Regions from separate parts of the Homo sapiens genome. Here region 2 is linked to region 1. Evidence: chromatin loops called from intact Hi-C (ENCODE). Cell type or tissue: Caco-2. All regions are shown on one strand.

Region 1 (8,000 bases):
ATTTAATGAATTATCAAGACAAAATAATTTTCATTGTCACTACCTGTAATGACTAGAAATTCCCAAGCAGAGGGAACGTGGCAATGAGAAAATAATCTTTTCAGACTGGATTAAGAAAATATGGCACATATACACCATGGAATACTATGCAGCCATAAAAAATGATGAGTTCATGTCCTTTGTAGGGACATGGATGAAGCTGGAAACCATCATTCTCAGCAAACTATTGCAAGGACAAAAAACCAAACACCGCATGTTCTCACTCATAGGTGGGAATTGAACAATGAGAACACATGGACACAGGAAGGGGAACGTCACACACCGGGGACTGTTGTGGGGTGGGGGGAGGGGGAAGGGATAGCATGAGGAGATATACCTAATGTTAAATGACGAGTTAATGGGTGCAGCACACCAACATGGCACATGTATACATATGTAACAAACCTGCATGTTGTGCACATGTACCCTGAAACTTAAAGTATAATAAAAAAAAAAGAAAATAACCTTTTTCCTCCTCACATCAGAGAAATCTTTTCCCACATTGTGGAGTGCTATACGTGTGTGTGTGCATGTGTGTGTGCATGTGTATGAACTTAATCTTCCTCATCCTCAGGGAATTGTTCCTGCCTGGAGGTGAGGGAACCATCAATGGCCTTGTCTGAGATGCACGCCTTGGTGCACAACAAACTCCTCTGCCATCGCTTAGTCCTTCAAAGCTGACAGTGCTTTTAGAGGTAAAAGCTAAATGGAAATCTCTTTTTCTCCTCTTCCTTTCTCTTCTTAATGTGCATTTTGGGAGGCAGTAGGCAGGCACACCTACTGTATTGCTGATTCACAAACTTGAGAGCAAGGGTTCCTACTGCTGGTTGTATAGACCTTGCCAGCAGCTTGTTTTTATCAAGGGACACTTTAACAATCATCATTAATAACGGAGCTAATATTTTTTCACTGAGCTATTACACAGTGATGGAGAGCCACTGGTAAACTCAGCCCCATGCCCTGACCTAACCAATCACCTTGCTTTCTAGATACTAGATCAATTAGGATGTTTAAGATTTAAGGTGAGATGTCAGATAATTTTGATGGCTAGGAGATACATACCTACCAACTCTACTTAAATCTGTTCATGATAAGTGATATCATAGATATATTCGATTTCTCAGCTTTAAAGAACTTTAGAGATCATGCAGTTTTACATTATTCCATTCAAATAAAATAGAAGGAAACAGCTTGGTACCCAGATGGAGGGGTTCACCACTAGCCTTAGCATATCTATTTTATAAGTTTTATAAGAAAAAGGATGAAAATAATACCAGCTTTTAAACTTGTATCCCATTCTGCAAGAGGTGGTTTGGGGATCAGCTTCTGAGGTTGGATGGGAAGAAAACAGGTCTATGTTGGAGGAAACAGATGGAGCCATGGTGAGAAACTCAGATGCTAGTGAGATTTATTTTTACTACTTGCAAGTGGAATTGTGAGGGAGGTATTTTAAAATATAGTCAGACTCAATTTACGTAAACAGTTATGAACAGCATTAAGGTTTAGACTTTAGAAATTATGTTCAGTTTAGAAGTTATGACAGTTATATGAAGTTGTTCATATTGCCTGTACTGGTGATAGTAACAACGTCCTTTCTTTTCCTCTTGAATGAATTTTTTTAAATTTTGAAACTTGACCGAAAAGGTGACTATGTAGACTGAGAAACCATCAGGTTACAAGAACAAGGAAGAACTGTATTTATATTTTGTGCTTGTGACTAATGTTGGAGGCAATCATTTATTTATGTATTTATTTATGTATTTATTTATTTACTTATTTTGAGACAGAGTCTTGCTCTGTCACCCAGGCTGGAGTGCAATGGCATGATCATGGCTTGCTGTTGCCTTGACCTTCAGGCTCAAGTGATCCTTGTGCCTCAGCTTCCTGTGTAGCCGGGACCACAGGCACATGCCACCACACCCAGCTAATTTTTAAATTTTTTGTAGAAACAGGGCCTCACTATGTTGCCCAGGCTTGTCTTAAATTCCTGGGCTCAAGCGATCCTCCCACCTGGGCTTCCCAAAGTGTTAGGATTACAGGTGTGAGCCACAGTGCCTGGCATATATCCTAATACACTTTCTAATGTGATTCTCTGACACATGCATGAGTTTTAGGATTTCCTTCCTTCATTTATATGACTTTATCTCCCATCATGCCATATATAGTTTTTTTTTTTTTTTTCAGTTATTTACTTCCTTCCAAGATTAAAGAGTTTTGGTCATTTTTAAGCTGATTTATGTGACCTTAACTCCAAATGTTATTCTTTAAAGTAAATTTGTAGGATATTTGGGAACTATTTGGGCACATTCCTTGATTGCATTCAATGTCTCACAATGTGGCTTATAATGGTTAGAATAGACTGGGCACAGTGACTCATGCCTGTAATCCCAGAACTTTGAGAGGTCAAAGTGGGAACATCACATGAGTCCAGACATTTAAGACAAGCCTCATCTCTACAAAAAAATTAAAAATTAGCTGGATGTGGTGGCATGTGACTGTGGTCCCAGCTACTTGGGAGGCTGAGGCACAAAGATCACTTGAACCTGAAGGTCAAGGCTTCAGCGAGCCATGATCATGCCACTGTACTCCAGCCTGGGCAACAGAGCAAGACCCTGTCTCCAAAAGAAAAAAAAAGTTTGGAATGAAAACTCTGCTGAGGTTATTTTAGACTCTGCAAGCAGAGTGATTTTATTGTTGTTTATGTTAACACTGGGAGTAGGAGCCTCTAAGAAAGTTGAGATGTCTCTGACTTGATGTCAACAGTTAATCTGGAAACATGAAAACCAGTTTAAGTATCCCCTTTTTGAGATTAAATTATCTGAAATGTCAAGATACTAGTTGTAATCTTGTTTCTTGGCACCTACTTCTAACCCTTAAACACAATAACTCAATAATCAAGAAAAGTATTTTGGAAAAAAAAAAAACCCAGTAATGGTTTATAATTGAGGTCAGCATAGTTGTGGGACTGGAGTGCTCTGTAAGTGACACGCAGTCCGGGAAGTAGATTTTGGGTATCTTTGATGTTTCTTTCTTTCTTTTTTTTTTTTTTGAGATGGCGTCTCGCTCTGTCTCCCAGGCTGGAGTGCAGTGGCGCGATCTCGGCTGACTGCAACTTCCGCCTCCTGGGTTCAAGCAATTCTCCTGCTTCAGCCTCCTGAGTAGCAGGGATGACAGGCGCCCACCACCATGCCCAGCTAATTTTTGTATTTTTAGTAGAGACAGGGTTTCACCGTATTGCTAGGCAGGTTTCACCATATTGCCAGGCTGGTCTCGAACTGCTGACCTTGTGATCCGCCTACCTCAGCCTTCCAAAGTGCTGGGATTACAGGTGTGAGCCACCACTCCCGGCCTGATATCTCTTAACTATGATCTGAACAAATCACCTGTGAATTATAACTGAAGGGTTTTCTTATTAAGATGCCATGTCCTATCCCTAGCAAATAAAACTAACCATACTCTGGGATATAAGAAATGCAGTGAGACTTTTTGCAATGCCAGCATTAGAAGCCTAGCTGAAGCCACACACTCCAGTCCAACCAGGTGCTCTGTAGATTTTATTGTGTATAGAAAATGGGCAGTAAGTAAATAAAGTCTATATACTTAAATATAAACTTACATTTATTGATCTCCAATATTTTCCTTCTCCCCTGCTTTCAATGGGCAGCCTGGCCCTCAGGGTTGTCTTACTTCAGTGATTGTTGTAGGGTAGGTAGAAGTGGGATGGGACAGGATAACGTGGACGCTGCTTGGAATCATGCTACTTCTCATCTTTTGTAAAAGCCTAAGCTTATTTAAGACATTGTTCTGGAAATATTGGATGAAGAAGAGAGAGACAAGATGCTTTGGAGGGCAAAAAGATAAGAAAATGAGGATTTTTGAGGATCGACGTAAGAAAGAACACGGTCTCCAGGGCAGAGAGTAAAGAAATACACAGTGTATTGAGCACAGGCTCCCCAAGCCCCGTCAAAATGTCAGTAAAGGAATTACAAAATGTGTAAGCCCATAAGGACAAAGAGAACAGAAGAGGCGACAAGAGCAGATCAGAGTTATCAATAAAAGTTTAGAGTTTGAAAAGTAAGTAGGTATGTTGTAACTAATTTAGCAGATGAGGGATAACTGAAACCTACCTTTCTCTAGAGGCGGATAACTAAAAGAAATGGGCAGTTCACATCATAGAACCAGGGCAAGTCTTAGAACCGGAGGCACCAGATACCATGGAAATGGAGGTGAAGGGTAAGACTGAACCAGGAGGAGTGGTGAATGTTTACCTAAGAAGTAATGAGACCCCTGTTCCTGTTTTCTACCTGGGTCAGCTGGTCAGCTACCTGTTCCCTACCCTGGTGGGTGACTGAAGATTTGTTTTTTTCCAGGAACTGAACTAGAATATCAGGTATTAGGGCATTAGGAAGGTGCTGGAAGGAACACAGGAAGATGAGAATGAGGTGGGAAGGTAGCAGGCAGGAGAGAAAAATCTGGATTTCTTGGAAGGTTTGCCAGCTAAAGCCAGACCTGACAACTGAACAGTGAAGAAACACCATCAGAAACCCACAGAGCAGCTTGAGACCAGTAAAGAAAGCCTGTTCTGAGGAAAACTGGCAATAGTAGTCCTCAGAGAATCTGATTAGGGCTCAGATCCTTCAAGCAGAGTAAGGACAGAGAAAGAATTTCCAAGTTACTGTTGAAGTGACGCATTCTTGCCATGAACCCCCACAAGCATAACTAGGTTGGGAAAGAATAAATGACCTTCATGTGTAGACCAAACACAAATGGAGAAATATAAGTGCTGAATAAACACATGAAAAAATGTTCAGACTCACACATGATCAAAGGAGATACATATACAATGAGATGTCCATTTCAACTAGCCAAGATTAAGAAGAATGAGAATACCTACTGTTGGTCAGGGTGTGTTGACCCAGCATAGTGCTGGAAGGAGTGTAAATAGACTATTATTTGAAGAAAGTGTTTTGACAATATTTATCAAGAGCTTTAAATATATTCATTCCTTTTGGCCCATAAATTCTGAAAATCTCACCTAAGAGGAATATAACTATAAATGTAAATAAATATGAATGATAAAAGATACTTAACATTTATTATCTTTAATAAGTAAAAGATTAAAGAAACTAAATGCTTAACAATAACATCCAAGTAAATTATGTTACCTTGCTGCAATGAAATATTATGCAGCCATAAAAATTTATGTTCACAAAGGGTTTGCACAGTTGAAATGTTGATGCAATTGTATTAAACAGCATAAACATTTTTATAGATGGTATGCTCTCACTTATGTGAAAGAAAACTGCAAAAAAATGCTTGGAGGAAATGTGCCAAAATATGACAATTGCTGCGTGTGTTTGGATTATATATGTTTTTCTTCCTTTAATTTTTTAATTGAATTTTAAAATTTTCTAAATAGCTTTTTTTTTTTAATAGGAATGAATACTTTTGGACTGGAAAGTAGACCTGGAAAAATGGCCGTTAGGTTTTCTGTTAACTTCAAACTCATCGGGGAAAGTAGATATAACAAATGTGTAGAGGTGCAGTATTTTAAAAACTGAATTTACGTTGAGGGGGATGAGTAAATAAAGTACGGAGGGCATAATAATGTCCCTCCAAAGATGTTCATGTCCTAATCCTGAGAACCTGTGAATATGTCAGGTTTCATGGCAAAGGGGAATTAAGGTTGCAGATGGAATTAAGGTGTCCTAATCAGCTGATGTTGAGGTGGGGAGATTAACCAGGATTTCCCAGGTGGGCCCAGTGTAATCACAAGGGTCCTTGTAAGTAGAAGATAAAAGCAGAAGAGAGAGAGAGAGAGAGAACCAGAGAAATGGCAATGTGAGAAGGACTTGGCCTGACATTGCTGGCTTGCAAGATGGAGAAATGGTGCCACAAGCTAAAGAATGTGGGTAACCTGTAGAAGTTAAAAAGGCAAGATAATTGATTCTCCCCTAAAGCCTCCAGAAAAATGATAGCCTGTTAACAGCTTTATTTTTGCCCAGGGGGTACCATTTTAGACTTTTGACCTTTAGAACTGTAAGTTAATACTTTTGTGTTGTTTTAAGGCACTAAGTTGATGGTAATTTGTTACAGCAGCATTAGGAAACTAATACACACACCATGATCCCATTATTATGACAGAAGTCAGAGTCACTAATAAAATGACAAGTATGTGGTTCAACATTTATATAAAGGTTTAGAGTATATGAATACTTTCAACATGCTTTAGTTTATTTGATCCTCACAGCAATCTTGTAAAGGAGAAAATGCATGCTGTTCCTGATTTTGCAAGTGGGGAAAATGGAGGCTTGGCATGGTAAAACAATTTGTTGAAGGCTACACAGTGGCAGAGTTTGGATTCAGAGCCTGGCCTCTGACCCCAAGTCCATGCCTCTCACCAGGCACCTTAAAAAGGTTAAGCAAAACAGAGCAGAACCCTTTGTAAAATGTGGATCTCTATCTTGGCCAAGTACAGCAGAGAAAAGGAATGCTGTGAATAGTTGGTGTGTTAAGTTTATGGGATTTATTTTCTACAAAATTTTTGAACAGAGCAAAAGAAATTAAAGTAATAAAATCCAGTCATTTCAAACCTGTACTCCAGTTATTTTCTTTTCCTTCTCCAAAAAACGAAAGTATATTTATACATTGACAAATAGGGCAATTCTTGGATTCCTGGGGAGGATGATCAAGTCTGCAGTTTGGCTTGCCTACCCACCACTGATATTACTTTGCCTTTCTTCTACTCATGGTCACCTACATCAGATGATGGCAGTGGGGATTTTTTTTTTTAAGGTGCAATTCAAGCCCTTGGGTGATGGTTAACTTTATATATCAACTTGACTGGGCCATGGGTGCCCAGACATGTGCTAAAACATTATCTCTGTATGTGTCTGTGAGGGTGTTTCCGGATGAGATTAACATTTTAAATTGCTAGACTGAGTAAGCAGATAGCATTCCCTAAAGTGGGTGGGTCTCATCTAATCAAGTAAAGACCTGAATGGAATAAAAAGGCTGCATAAGAGGCAACTCTGTCTGTCTGTCTGTTTGAGCTAGGCCATCAGTCTTACTTGCTCTTGGACTAGGACTACACCACCAGCTCTCCTGGGTCTCCAGCTTGCTGCTTGCAGATCTTGGGACTTCTCGGCCTCCATCATCACATGAGCCAATTCTGTATGATAAATCTCTTTATATCTCTATCCTACTCTCAAATATATATGCAATTGGTTCTGTTGAGAGAGCCCCGATTACAACTAAGTGTGTGTGTGTGTGTATAACTAAATGTTGGTATATAACTAAATGTTAGTTTGTAAAAAGTGTCAGTGAGAAAAATAGGTTCAAATCCCAAGTAAGCTAATTTAATCTTCATGGTTTCCTCCTGATTACTTTGGAGGTAGCTCTCTTTCTGACATTCTGTAATTTGTGGATGTGCACCTAGGAAGAAACAGCTGATGCTTTTTTGGAAAGCAAGAACAGACTTTAGTACTTAGGGTGTTTTGTCTACCAGGGCGTAGTTGAAACCTGAACTGGAGATGTGGTCAGATCCCAAGGGAAGGGGCTGGGCAGGGTGTCTGGGGAGGGAACTGCTCCAGGGTAGTGAGGAAATGAGCCCAGAGTGTCTGTTGACTGTTTTTGTTTTTTAAAAAATCGACTTTCTTTAAAGAGGAGCTTTATTTTGCACAGCAAAATAGAGAAGTAAGTACAGGATTTCTCATATATCCCATGTCCCCACATATCCATAGCGTTCCTGATTGGCTGGTGTTATGATGTACGTTTTGTACGCTTTCCATCATGGCCACTAGTTACCTTTCAATAAAAAGGCTACAGAAGATCCCCCTTGGTGAAAATGTGCTCTGGAAGAGAGACTTCTCCTTCTACCTCCCCCTTGCAGCGCTGCCTCCCACTTGTTATCCTCCCCCTCAATCTCCAGCTATAGCCCTGTCCCCCTCCACTCTGCAGGT
Region 2 (8,000 bases), 110 kb before region 1:
AGGCAGTGTGCCCAGAGTATCCACCAAGCCTTTATTTAAGAGCTACATTTTTAAAAGCAAATATTGGTCTTTAGGGTTCTTTGCGAGGAAATAATACCGCGTGGAGGTATTTGTGATTCTTATATATTGACTCCACAATGGCAGACAATTATCTCCATCATTTGGATCTGAAGCCTATCAAGACATCTAATGTTAATTAGGGCCGGTGCTAGAAATCATGAAATATAGCTCAAAAAAATAGTCTGTGTCTTGAGGTCTCGTACTCAAGCTAAAGAGAAATATAAACATTGATAAACCAATTTGAATATAAAACATGTAAAATCTAGTTGTAATCATTTTCTCCATATTTTACTGTTTTATGACATAACTTTCAAATCCTGGCTGTAATTGTATATTTGCTAATATGTTAATGCTTAACCTTATTTCTACTAAGTTAGGAAAAATTTCATAGAGGAAAGAGAAAATCAGGATTTTTAAATGAGGAGAGGAAGGGTGCTTGGTAAATATAAAAAGAGATTATTCTGGTTTACTGAAGGAATGAAGAAGAGAGACTCTAATGAATGGTTAGAATAGTTTAGCAGTAGACTTGAGAGAGATAAAACAGGAATAAAAATTAGATAGATGACAGAAAACTGACATATGCTTCTTAACAGATTTGTTGATGATTTTTGAAAAGGGAAAATTTTAGTCATTTGTATATGCCCAGAGGAGAGGAAAGCTGGAAACCAGTGAAGAAGCGGGAGCAGTTAGAAACAACATATATGGGGAATTTAGATAGTAGGACACTCAGAAAAGAATAGATCTTCGAAGTGTTAACAAGTTAGTGTCAAAAATTACTCTAAGGCCCCATTAACTAGTACCAATGACTGCAGAGCCTAGCATTTTAAGATGTAACCACTGTCATGATGTTTCTTTAATTTTGCCACTTCCTGGTCTCTTGGTACCTTCTCTGGACACTCTTATCTAAAATAGCTTGTTTATCATTTGTCTCCCAACCCATAGTCCATTAGAATGATATAAACTCCATTTGGTTAATAATTTCTCTCTTTCTATTTTTATTTTATTTTATTATTATTTTTGAGACAGGATCTCATTCTGTCACCCGGACTGGAATACAGTGTTATGATCTTGACCTTCCAGGCTCAAGCAATCCTCCCACCTCAGTCTCCAGAGTAGCTGTGACCACAGGCATGCACCACCACGTCTGGATAATTTTTTTACATTTTTTAGAGACAGGGTCTTATTATGTTGCCCAGGCTTCTGTCTCTCTTTGTATAGCTATATCCTTATTGCTGAGAATAATTTTTAAAGAATTCTAGACCTAGCAATCAGTGTCTTGAAATACAGCCTCTCAGTTGGATATTTAGGATCCATAAATGAGAATGAAATAATCTTAAATTTGTCAGGGACTGCAGAGGTCATGCAGCCTGCTGTTTTTTTACTACCTGCTATGGGTATTTGAGGAAGATTTCTACTACTTAAGTCTTGCCTCAGCTTTGGGAATGACAATTGAGATTTAGTGCTTTTCTTCTCTTTCCTTCTCTTTTCTTTCACTTTGGGATCCAATGTGAATAATTTAACTAGTTTTCCAGTGTGATAAAACTGATCTAGTCCAATCTCTCACCTTATGTAGACATTCCTTCTATGGGATATATTTCCATGGGTCCCATCTGGGAGTAAAGAGCACACTGTTGGGGTGTGTCTGTCTGTATGTGTGTGTGTTTCATCCAACAAGTATTTATTGATTGGCTACTATGTGCTAGGCTAAGGACACAGTGATAAAAAGACACATTCCCTGCCCTTACTGACTTTCTAATGGAAATTTTGCTAGCAGCAAATGAAGTCTCTAAACTTTTTTCCTGTCCTCTCTTTATTCTCAAAGTTCTTTTGAAAGAAATGCAGAATAGTGGGAAGAAATAAAGAACAATGAGAGTTAAACTTCTACTAAAAATGCCCACTTTTAGTTTGTAGGGGTTTTAAATTCAGACCAGTTCAGTTCAACAAACACTGCTGAGCATCTCTAGCCCTTGGCTAGATCCTGAGCAATAAAAGCAATAAAATAAAATTATTATAAAAATAAAAATAAAAGCTGAAATACTCCCTACTCACAAGGGGGGAAATGCAAATGTATAAATACTCTTCAGTATGATAAGTGCTATATGTACCTGTTTTTTGAGAAATCCATTCCACTGGGTGGTCTAACTAATATAAAGTTCTTTCTCCTTTAATTTAAAATTTTTTCAAGACACGGTCTTGCTCTGTTGCCCATACCGGAGTGCAGTGGTACAATCTTGGCTCACTGCAGCCTCAACTGCCTGGGCCCAGGCAATCTTCCCACCTCAGCCTCCTGAGTAGTTGGGTCTACAGGCATGTGCCACCATATCCAGCTAAATTTTTAAAAACATTTTGTAGCTACAGGGTCTCTTTATGTTGCCCAGGCTTGTCTTGAACTCCTGGGCTCAAGCAATCCTCCCGCCTCAGCCTCTCAAAATGCTGGGATTACAAGCATGAACCACCACACCCGGCCAAGTTTTTTGTTATGTTAAACTAAAATCTGCTGCTTTTTAATTTCTGTTCGTTTGTCACAGGTTTGTCCTCTGAGCTCTTCATTTGTTTATTTGACCCGTAAACCTTTATTGAAGCACTACCACGTGCCAGACTTTGCCACATTCTCCTCATACACGTATAGTACATGATCCTTGCCTTCCAAAAACATTAAGATATAATTCTGCAACATGCGGAAGTTTCTTAACCACTCTATGCTCAGTTTCTTCACCTGCAAGTTGAGGGTAGTATTAGTTCCTACTTTCTAAGGTTTGTCATGAGGATTAAATAATGCATGCAGTGTACTTAATACAAAGCCTAGTACACAGCTTTCAACGAACGCTAAGTATTATTATTCATATGGTTTAAAACTGGGGTCCAGATATGTAAATTAGCAGTTTCAGGGTTGATTTGAGTGCCCTAACAGAAGTAAACACAGGGTGCTGTGAAAATATACCAGAGGGGCACCTAATCGTAGCTGGGGAGGCTAAGGAAACACTCTACAGGAGGTGAGCTCTGAACTCAGTGTTGATTTGGACTAAATAGTGGGGGTGGGAAAGACACAGGCAACTTAGGGAAAGAGGTTAGAGAGCATGGTGTTAATCAGGGGACTTCAGTAGTTTAGATTGACTACTTTCAGCAAAGCTAGAATACAAATGGCCTTGGATGCCATCCTAAGTAACTAAGAATGTGTCATGAAGGTAATGGGGAATGATCGAAAAGATTCTGCACAATTAAACTTTCAACTTTGGAAAGTCTCTCTGGCAGTGGTGTAGACAAAGAAGGCAGGAGAAAGGTGGGAAAACCAGTTAGAATGTTATTACTATGTTCCTACTGACAACTGTCCTAAATTAGGGCAGTGATGTAGGAGAGCAGGAGACTGATTCAAGAGAGAATTAAGACTTAATGACCAATTAGATGTAGATGTAGGAGGAAAGGAAGAGGAAGTATCAAAGTTAATTCTCAAATGACTGTCTTGAATAAGTGAATAAAGGTGATGACATTAGTTCATAGGGAAAATGCATGGAGGAGAGGGTGCCAGTAAGTTCAGTTATAGACATGTTGAGCTTCAGGAAGGCTAGGCACTTTAATATTCAGATCAGGAGCCTAGAACTGGCCCAAAGCTGCAGATTTGGGATTTGTTGACAGGTTTTAGTTGAAGCCATCATGCTTATCGTGTATAGAGGACGGTCTGCATTAAGGGATGATCAAATCACTGTTATATAAAACTTATAGGAGACATTGTTTTGGACTAGCCTCCTACACTGCGCCCCAGTAGACCAGACCAAACTATAATGGAGTCAATCATGCTAGGTGCCACATAATCAAACTGAACTCTAAAACAGGCCAGTTTTTCAAAATAAATAAATAAATAAAAAGTAAAAATAAAAAACAGGAAATTCATAGCAACCAATCAAAACGGGCCTGGTTTACTTGATTTGCCATGCTAAAGAAGTTCCCTCTATTTTAACCCTATAAGAAAAGTAACTTTGAAACAACCAATCTGCTTTTTGTTCTCTGTTTCTGCTTTCTTCAGCCTGTTTCTGTCTATAAAGCCAATTCCTCTGCTCAGCTCATCGGAACACTCATTCTTGTTTTATAGAATGCAGTGTTGCTCAATTATAAAATTGCAAATAAAAGGCAATTAAAGTATTTAAGCTAAATTTGTTGATTTTGTCTTTTAACACAGCTCATAATGTCAACTGAGAAAGAATGCCCTGGCATGTTAGAGGAAAAATCAAGAAATAGTACTGTCCCAGACACTAAGAAAGGAGAAAGTGGTTTGTTTTTGGTGTTTTGGTTTTTTGGGTTTTTTTGTTTGTTTGTTTTGTTTTGTTTTTGAGACAGAGTCTCGCTCTGTTGCCAGGCTGGAGTGCAGTAGTGCAATCTCGGCTCACTGCAACCTCTGCCTCCTGGGTTCAAGCGATTGAGAGGAGAATGTTTTAAAAGAAGTCCACAGTCACAAATGCTATGAGAGGATAACAGAAAATTGTTCTTGGGATTTAGCAACTAGGAAGTCACCGGGCTAGAGCTGTTTCAGAGTAGTGAAAGGGACCAGAAACTAGATTGCAAGAGATGGCAGCATGGATGGGAGGTTAGGGAGGAAGATAATGCCTGGAGGCTCCTTTTTTAGAATCTGTGAAGAGGAGAGGAGAGATAGTGCAGAAGCTGGAGGGTAAAGGGCGGGCCTGGTTTATTTAAAGATAAAGGACACTTGACCTCCTTTCTATGTTGACAAGTAAGAGCCTAGAAAAAGGGAGAGAAGATACAGAATAGAGTGTAAACAAATAATAAAACAGGATTCCTGAGAAGGCTGAAGAGGTGACATCCAGTGGAGGAATGTGTCTTGAAAAGGAAGAGGGAACACCTCTTCCACTAGCCAAAGTGGAAACAGATACATCTGAAGGGATTTGAAGTAACTGATGAGTTCTCTGAGGCCAAGTCATCTGACAGCATCAATAAAGGGGGTGGTGGGATTGAGGTATGGGAATTTGAAAAGAGGCATGGAAATTATGAGAAATGGCAGTGTTGCCATTTGGTGCCCAGTACTTCGTCAGTGTCCCACTTTAGTAACAGACATCCACAGTGACCTGCACCAGATGGCGTCTGACCAAAGGTGAGACCCATTGTCTTCCTTCAACTGTTAGTTTCCTTGTTTGGAATTCTGTTCTTTCACTAATGTAGCCTCTGATTGAATGAGCTTTTTTTTAATAGCTCATTCTACTAAAAGATCAAGAAAAAGGATTTATCCAGAAGCCAGGGACAGAGGAAAATTTGAGTCAGTAATGTTTACTGTTAAAAACAATGAACTACTTACATTATAAAAGTCAAGAATTAATTCAGAAATTATTAAAATGTAATAGGATACCTCCCTAAATGGTTTCCACATAGTGACAAACACAAGCAAGAATTAGTTGTATAAAGGAAGGCCCAGTTGATGTTTAAAAACATCTGTTGAATGTCTAATGCAGATGGCATAGACATCAAATAAGCATACTATTATGGATATGCCATTATACCCACCGGTTAGTCAGTCGGAAACAAAATTCAGCAATAGATGGATTTTGTTCATATTCACTCACCATCCCCTGTTATCCTACACCTGGTTGACACTCCAATTATAACTCCCTAGACCCTGAAGAACCCTAGAGTTTGCTCTAGGGTGCTCTAAAACCTACCGTTTGACTAGATCAGCTGAAAGTTATAACCAATCAGGATATGTTAATCTCAAATAGAGCTGCTTTTACTAAAGTACTATTTTGTGTTCAATGATTGGCTTGTATTATGGGGTGCAATAATAAAACATCTTCATAAAACATGTAGTTATGATTACTATATGCAAAGTAGGCATACATTTTGATTTGGGGAGGTAGTCCCCGTTTACACCTGTTGTCCCAGAATAGTGTCTAATAGTTCCCCTTTCACTCTTAAGAAAAGTCAGTTATTATATAATCAGTATGTTGTTGTTTTCATGATACAATGTCCTCTTATGGAACTTTGTAACTTTCATCTTCATTAGCATCAGCCATGTCTGTGTTCCTTCTGAGCAATTGGGTTGTTTTTACTATATACACATGGTGACTCATAACTGCTCAGGTTTCCCTTTTTAAGTTGGCCTTAAAAAGCTGGGAGGGAGTGGGGATTGGATGATGAGAAATTATTTAATGGATAACCTAAAAGCCCTGACTTCACCACTGTGCAATCTATGCATTTAACAAAATTACACTTGTCCCCCATAAATTCATACAAAAAAAAAGGAAAGAGGCCTGGTGTGGTGGCTCACACCTGTAATCCCAACACTTTGGGAGTGTAAGGTGGGAGAGGATCACTTGAACCCAAGAGTTCGAGACCAACCCTGGCAACATAGCAAGACCCTGTCTCTACAAAATATTTAAAAATTAGCCGTTTGTGATGGTATATGCCTTTAGTCCTAGCTACTCCAGAGGCTGAGGTGGGAGGCTCACTTTAGCCTGGGAGGTTGAGGCTGCAGTGAGCCAAGGTCTCACCTCTGCACTCCAGCCTAGATGACAGAGCAAGACCCTGTCTAAACACACACACACACACACACACACACACACACACACACAAGCTTAGGGCCAAATCTGCCACCTGCATCATAACTGTACAGAACTGAATACATGTTCATTTTAGTCTTCTTTTCTTTCTTCTTGTTCCTTTGTTACTCACCTATTTCTCATTTATATCTTGAATTTTATGTATCCTTGTCAGCTATCTTAAATTCTCTTTGAAATAAGGGAGTGAATAAAGAAGCAGAACACAAAACAAAAAATTACTACTTCTAGAACTTATCTGATATTATTGGATGACTGAAGAGTGGCTCATTCTCAGCTTGACTGTTTGTTTCCAATTTTTGTTTAATTCTTTGATCCATGATATCTTTTGAAGGGATTGTCAGATTGTGGCCAAATCAGATGCATTATTAAGGCTATGGAGATAGTGTGCTTTCAAGTTGATCTCTGAACAGTCTGCCACCTTAAAGTATTGCTGATAACATTTTTTGAATGGCTCTATCTTCTATGATTGCAGAGCTTGAATAGGGAGAGAGAATAGGGAGGCAATCTGGCTTCATGGAAAGAAGTTACATAACAGTTTATAATCGGCAAACCCTATCTCTGCCACTTACTATGTGACTTTGGAAAAATTCTTTACCTTCTCTAAGTCTCAGGTCTTTCATATGTAGCTTAGAGATAACATTACTTTGTTCTTTGAGTAAGTGAGACAATTTACATAAAATGGCTGGCATAGAGTTAGAAGCTCAGTAAATTGTTGTTATCTTTACAATTTATAAATGACTTAACACTAAGGATTTTGCATTTCATAAGAATTCTGCCACTTTTTCTCTTTTAACTAAAATTTGGAAATTAATTTTTTTTTAATTTCCAACTTTTAAGTTCAGGGGTACATGTGTAAGATGTGCAGATTTGTTACATAGGTAAACTTGTGCCATGTTGGTTTGCTGCTTACATCATCCCATCACTCAGGTATTAAGCCAGTATCCACTAGCTATCCTTCCTGATCCTCTCCCTCCTCCCACCTGCCACCCTCTAAGAGGCCCCAGTATGTGCTGTTGTCCCCCATGTGTTCATGTGTTCTCATCATTTAATTAAATTATTTGTGACATCTACTGACAGCATAACAAGATAGGTATTTTTGGCTCTTCCAGAGCTAAATGCCAAGGTACTGGATAAAACACAATATACAGACATACTTTTCAATGTATTGTGGAGCTTGCAGGAAAATAAGGAAAACCCCCAAGATTTCCAGCCACCCTCAACAAAAATAAACAAAATTTAAAAAAACACCAAACTGAAATCAGAGAAGTAGCTAAGTGAAGAACTGTGGCTGCTTTAGGCATATATGCCAAGATCGGGAACCTAGAGTCCTAGGAAGCATATGGAGGTGCAGGAAACCAGGTCCCAAGGCACATATACATT

Evidence for each region. Peaks named below come from ENCODE experiments on the same cell type or tissue, not always from the same donor. Only the 100,000 strongest peaks of a DNase experiment are listed, where the experiment ranks them.
Region 2: a loop joins it to region 1, with 2.2 times the contacts of the local background. A loop is called at or near these places in 1 of 110 quality-filtered maps.

What each region holds. Positions count from the first base shown.
Region 1 is chr12:45,593,398-45,601,397 of GRCh38, reverse strand. It overlaps LOC105369744 (a long non-coding RNA gene), which reads left to right. Exons shown (of 3, transcript XR_944889.2): 2 at 614-734; 3 at 5,476-5,572. Among named protein-coding and RNA genes, the nearest start is that of LINC00938, 130 kb to the left of the region's middle. In Caco-2, no CTCF peak of the experiment used is centred here; DNase peaks (open chromatin) are centred at 4,727 and 4,917.
Region 2 is chr12:45,702,290-45,710,289 of GRCh38, reverse strand. No RefSeq gene overlaps it. Among named protein-coding and RNA genes, the nearest start is that of LINC00938, 22 kb to the left of the region's middle. In Caco-2, no CTCF peak of the experiment used is centred here; a DNase peak (open chromatin) is centred at 4,709.